Linked DNA regions of Homo sapiens: region 1 is linked to region 2. A link is a loop called in an ENCODE intact Hi-C map of the cell type or tissue named here. Cell type or tissue: endothelial cell of umbilical vein. All regions are shown on one strand. Each heading gives the region's core, and the rest is flanking DNA. Links, peaks and the distances in the headings are about the cores only. Region 1 has its middle 2.0 kb from the start of ITGBL1. Region 2 overlaps NALCN (sodium leak channel, non-selective).

Evidence for each region. Peaks named below come from ENCODE experiments on the same cell type or tissue, not always from the same donor. Only the 100,000 strongest peaks of a DNase experiment are listed, where the experiment ranks them.
Region 1: a loop joins it to region 2, with 5 times the contacts of the local background. A loop is called at or near these places in 6 of 110 quality-filtered maps.

The regions. Positions count from the first base shown.
Region 1 is chr13:101,449,244-101,452,051 of GRCh38, forward strand. No RefSeq gene overlaps it. Among named protein-coding and RNA genes, the nearest start is that of ITGBL1, 2.0 kb to the right of the region's middle. RefSeq lists an enhancer at 477-1,676. In endothelial cell of umbilical vein, for the core only: no CTCF peak of the experiment used is centred there; DNase peaks (open chromatin) are centred at 948 and 1,298; H3K27ac peaks cover 2,500 bases.
Region 2 is chr13:101,389,090-101,391,897 of GRCh38, forward strand. All of the region lies in intron 3 of NALCN (sodium leak channel, non-selective), which reads right to left. Among named protein-coding and RNA genes, the nearest start is that of NALCN, 26 kb to the right of the region's middle. In endothelial cell of umbilical vein, for the core only: no CTCF peak of the experiment used is centred there; a DNase peak (open chromatin) is centred at 1,502; H3K27ac peaks cover 1,587 bases.

The sequences.
Region 1 (2,808 bases), core at 23-2,522, 60 kb after region 2:
GTGTTTGGGGAAAAATACACTTTTAAAAGCACACAACTGGGACAACGTGGCATTCAAAAAAGTGAATATGACCTTCAGTTTTATTGGGAGAAATATAGCATATGAAACAAGAATACTCAAAGTACTGATCTATTCCACATCCATTAGGCCACAGCTTCTTGAATGGTTTCAGTTGTATATATCATACTTTCCAAAAGGCATCCATCCCAGAAAAAGCAAAAATGCTCAGAAAATCAGGGTTTTGAAAGCTTGAAGTTATAATACGTAAGAAAGAGGTGAAGGCAATGAAAATATTTATCTTTAAGAAGTGTAGAATTGTTTGGGGGTTATATAGACTGGGGAATATACTATTACATCATTGAATATTTGATTCAAGGCTAGTGGCTAGAATATTATTTTAAATGTCTTCTTAGAGTAGACCTGGAACCAAGGGGTGAAACCTTCAAAGCAATTCTCAGAAAAGGATGTGGTCCTCTTAATTTTTGTTTTTTTACCAAGGCCACCTAATTACTTGGCAAATATACGGTATGTTATCAACAAATTTAGTTTTGAACTAGACAACCTTTAAAAAATACCTTGAAGGCTGAAATTCTCTGATTGTGTAACCTGAGGACTGAAGGACTCCATTCAAGGACTAGGGTGTTTTCAATCTTTTTGAATTCAGTTCCAGATGCACCCGGTCCTTTCAGGCACCCTTCATTATGCATCCAACCTACTGCTGTGTCCCCAGCCAGCAGAAGTGAGAAACTCAGGACCTTTCTTGGCACATGTGCGTCCTTGAGGTTCTGAAAACTGGGAAAATGGAAGGAGTAGGTGTTTCCAAGGCATTCAATACTTTGGTTAAAAAAAAAAAAAAAGAATGCTAAAAGGCATAAATTTAAAGTTACCCTTTGATTTTGACAGAGTTTCTGTGGATCCAAGACTTTCGACTGAGTCACCAAGTCAGCCACAATATAACTATTTCAACTGACTGGGAATATTATTTCTGAGTCATAGTAATGTAATGATCTGAACATTTATATTCTCTCAGTTACCTAGTACATACTAACTTCATTTCAAAGGTGAATAATATATTAAAGAGAATATTGCTTATTGAATACTACACTGTATGAAAATACTACAGGTTAAAAAATCACTTAAATCCATTAAAAATGTTCAAATATCAAGTCCCTATTTCATAATAAATTTTCCCTCAGAAAATATGCAAGGAGTAAACAATACATGACTCATTTATTAAAGCTTCCATGTTTTTATTGCAAATTCCTAGTTGGGCTTTGGAATAGATACTTCCCTTCTATCATTACCACATTCTCTGAGTCACTAGGTTTCTAGATGTTGACAGGAAAGCCTGTTCCTATGTCCTTGTACTATCACACGTGGGCAGGATAAAATGTAACTCTAGAATTTGTACTAAAGGTGGGTGGAAATTCCACTCTTAGATCCAGGCACCCTCAGGCGTCAGCCCTGAGCCCTGTGCTTTGCAAACTTCTCAAGCTATTATTATGTAAAAATAGATATCTTGGGATATTATTCAAATGCACTCTGTGATTCCTTAGAGCTGGGGTTGGGGCCTGAGAAGTTGCATTTCCATAAGTTCCCAAATGATGCTGATGTTGCTGCAGGTCCATGGACCACGCTTTAAGAACAACTGACTTAGTAATTCCCATTCTGTCTCTTTTAGACAGGCCCTTCCCCCACAGGCTGCAGTTCATGTGACTTAGGGAACCTGCCAACTCAGAACCTGTGTCCTTTTTTCCTAAGCCGCACTTTGGTTATCCAAGACCCCAGAATTACCTGTCCAGACAGCCTCCCAAAACTGTGCATACCTGTCCCCAGTCTGTCCTTGCAATAGAAGACTCCACCAGTGTGTACACACCTGTATCTAAGTGTGGCCAGAAAATCAGCTATTTGAAAAAGGTTAAATTGTGTGGGTAGGGGTTGGGGGGTGGGGGGACACACAGATGGGCCTCATGCAAAACCTCCCCTATTACAGGGTGGAGATTGGGGTAGAAACAGAAATGTACTATGATTAGAGGACCTTCATCGTCTTCTTGCTCCAGCAGGCTAGTGTTGTGGTGGTCTTACCCTTATACCTACTTATATATAAAGGACAGGGAGAAATCCCATCCTATTATGGCTCATCCCTGATTTTAAGGATCTGGGACCACAGATGATTCTTGGATGGTTCTATTTCATGAGGAAGGATTGCATGTACAGTGCTCTTCTTAGGGTGAATGAAAAATGTTTTCCCCCTTCCATATAACCCTCTACACATTTTCCCAGATGACCATAAATGTAGGGGATAGTGTATGCACTTTGGATTTCAGCTGAAATACGACTAACTTCCTCTGTGAATTTGAGCAAGTCAGTTGACCTCTTTGCCCTCAGTTTCTTTATCTTTAAAATGGGAGTAAGAATGTCTCCCTGTTCTCTTCCATCTCCTTCTTATTTCTACCCAATTTAATTCAATACTTTTTTCAGTTTTTTGTTCAGATGCTACCATCTTTGATTAGATCAAGTGCCTGTATCTCATCTGGAAGTAACTTCTCACTGCACTTGCAACCCTTTGTTCTTTTTTTTTGTGGTTTTGTGTTGATTAATGTCTTTCTAGCTCATTGGACTCTGAGAGAGCAGGGATCATGTCTCCTTAGTTCTCTGTTATATTCATTCTGTCTTGCACAAAACCTGGCACCTGATAGATGCTAAATCCCCATTTGCTAATGCATAAATAAATGTGTGATTATTGTCATAATTAGAGAAAACATACTAAATGACTGGCACATAGTAGGTGCTTAGTAAATGACACCA
Region 2 (2,808 bases), core at 168-2,667:
CTATGCTTATCTAAACCTAGTGCTTATAAAAACTAGCCTAGCCACATTGTGGAAGATACAGACAATTTTGGAATCATCCTGAAATCTGTTCATTGAAGCTATGGAGGATGCCCACCTCTTCCATAAACCAGTAGATTTCCAAAACCCCAAAATCACTAATAAATACGTGTGGAATGCTGAGCAGATATCTCAGAAGGTGAACCTTAAAATAAATGGCAACATTTGTAGAAATGTAAACTGGTAGGCTGCAAGTTGCAGGTTAATGTAAAACAAAGGAACAAAACAAAAACAAATGACTACCAATGTCCCCAAGAAACTGCAGAAAGATCAGAGGCAATGGAATATTAGAAACTCCAAAGGACACCCAACAAAAACCCTTTCCAGACCACAGCCCCATGTTTAGAATGGCAATTCAGTAGGGCAGGGACACTGGGGCCAGTGGGTAAGAAATATTCGATAATTGGGCCAGCAGTCCAGAGGCAGCAGAGCTCAGAACCTGACGGTCGGTACACAGAAAAGCTCCATGTTTACCCATCAGGATAACAACAGTGGAGGGACCCCTCGTACTGACAATATGCAGAGGCTACTCTACCCAATGTGTGGGAAAAACTCCCATTTCATGTGAACAACAAGAAGAACAACCAAACAAACGGATCATGATGAAGCCCTTGTAAAAACATTACAGAATAAGATGAATGAAATAATACATAGGCCGGGCATGGTGGCTCACGCCTGGAATCCCAGAACCTTGGGAGGCCAAGGCAGGCGAATCACCTGAGGTCAGGAGTCTGAGACTGGCCTGGCCAACGTGGTGAAACCCCATCTCTACTAAAAATACAAAAATTAGCCGGGTGTGGTGGTGCGTGCCTGTAATCTCAGCTACTCAGGAGGCTGAGGCAGGAGAATTGCTTGAACCCAGAAGGTGGAGGTTGCAGTGAGCCAAGATTGCACCACTGTACTCCGGCCTGGGTGACAGAGCGAGGTTCTGTCTCAAAAAATAATAAAAGTAAAAATAAAATAATACATAAACGTATAAACAGAAAATAAACACTCAAAGCAGATGAAGACTATAATCGAATATGACAACATGACCAAAAGAAATTTAAACAAATAGAAGCTCCAAAAGAATCACAAAACTAGAAATAAGAAAACACAGAAATGATGTCTAAATGATAAGAGACTAAAAAAAGAAAGAACAAAAACTGTTCAGGAAATGATGAAAAAGAAATGAAAAAAGTATTTGAGAAAGAGGAGTGAAATACAGGGGACAGAGGAGTGAGGGGACAGCATGAGGAGTGAAGCAAGGGAAAGAGAATGTAGAAAACATAAAAACAGAGGGAAATACATGGAAAGAAAACAAAGGAAAGGAAAGACCAAACCATAGATCCTGGTATAATTAGAATACAAAAGGAATCCTGAAAACAATGCAATAAAATAAATATCACATGATGAAACTAGGAAAATATATCCGTAACTATCAACAAAAAGATAACATACATTCTCATAGAGCTGCTGACTTGAACAATAAAGGGAAAGTCTCTTTCCGTATTCAGGAGAAAAGAGCAAGCCACTTCGAGGGAAAAAAAAACATTCTCAGCAGTAACATTTTATGCTGCTGGTTAACATTATCCTTGTGGTTAACATTTTAACCACGAGGCAAGGAAGCAGCAGATTTAAGAGTCTCAAGAAATGAAAATGTGAGACAAACACCTTCGAAAAGTTAGAAACAGACCCATAAAGTAAACCAAATAAAGCAAAGAAAGAAACTAATAAATGCACTTGGACACAGGAAGGGGAACATCACAAACCGGGGCCTGTCATGGGGTCGGGGGAGGGAGGAGGGATAGCATTAGGAAATATACCTAATGTAAATGACAAGTTAATGGGTGCAGCACACCAACATGGCACATGTATACATATGTAACAAACCTGCATGTTATGCACATGTACCCTAGAACTTAAAGTATAATAAAAATATTTTTAAAGGAAAAAAATTAAACAAAAATTAATAAGTTAATTAAGCTGATTCTTTTTAAAAAAAATCAACAAAATGAGCAAACCAATTGGCTAACCTAAAACAAAATGGAACAAACAAAAAATACTGCTAGCCAACCTGATGACAACAAAATGCTAATCAAAATAACAAAAAAATACAAAATTAGGAGAAAATCAAACAGAGGAAAGAAAAGCTATTTACACAGGTCTATGTTACCAAATAATTAAACAAAATAAATAGGGGATAATTTCCTAAGAAAATATACTTCACCAAATAGACCCCAATAGACCAAGCAAGTCTGAAACAGACAGTTTTGACTGAACACTGTGACTCACGCCTGTAATCCCAGCACTTTGGGAGGCCGAGGTGGGAGGATCGCTTGAGTCTGGGAGTTGGAGACCAGCCTGGGCAACATAGCAAGACCCTGTCTCTAAAAAAAGTTTTAAGAATCAGCCACACATGGTGGCACACACCTGTAGTCCCAGCTACATGGGAGGATGAGGTGGGAGATCTCTTGATCCCAAGAGCTGGAGGTTGCAGTGAGCTATGATCACACCACTACACTCCAGCCTGGGCAACAGAGCAAGATCTTGTCTCTACTAAAAAATGAAGACATAGGTCTGCCACAGTGGCTCACGCCTGTAATCCCAGCACTTTGGGAAGCCAAGACAGGTGGATCACAAGGTCAGGAGATTGAGACCATCCTGGCCAACACAGTGAAACCGCATCTCTACTAAACACACAAAAAGTTAGCCAGGCGTGGTGGCACACGCTTGTAGTCCCAGCTACTCGGGAGGCTAAGGCAGGAGAAT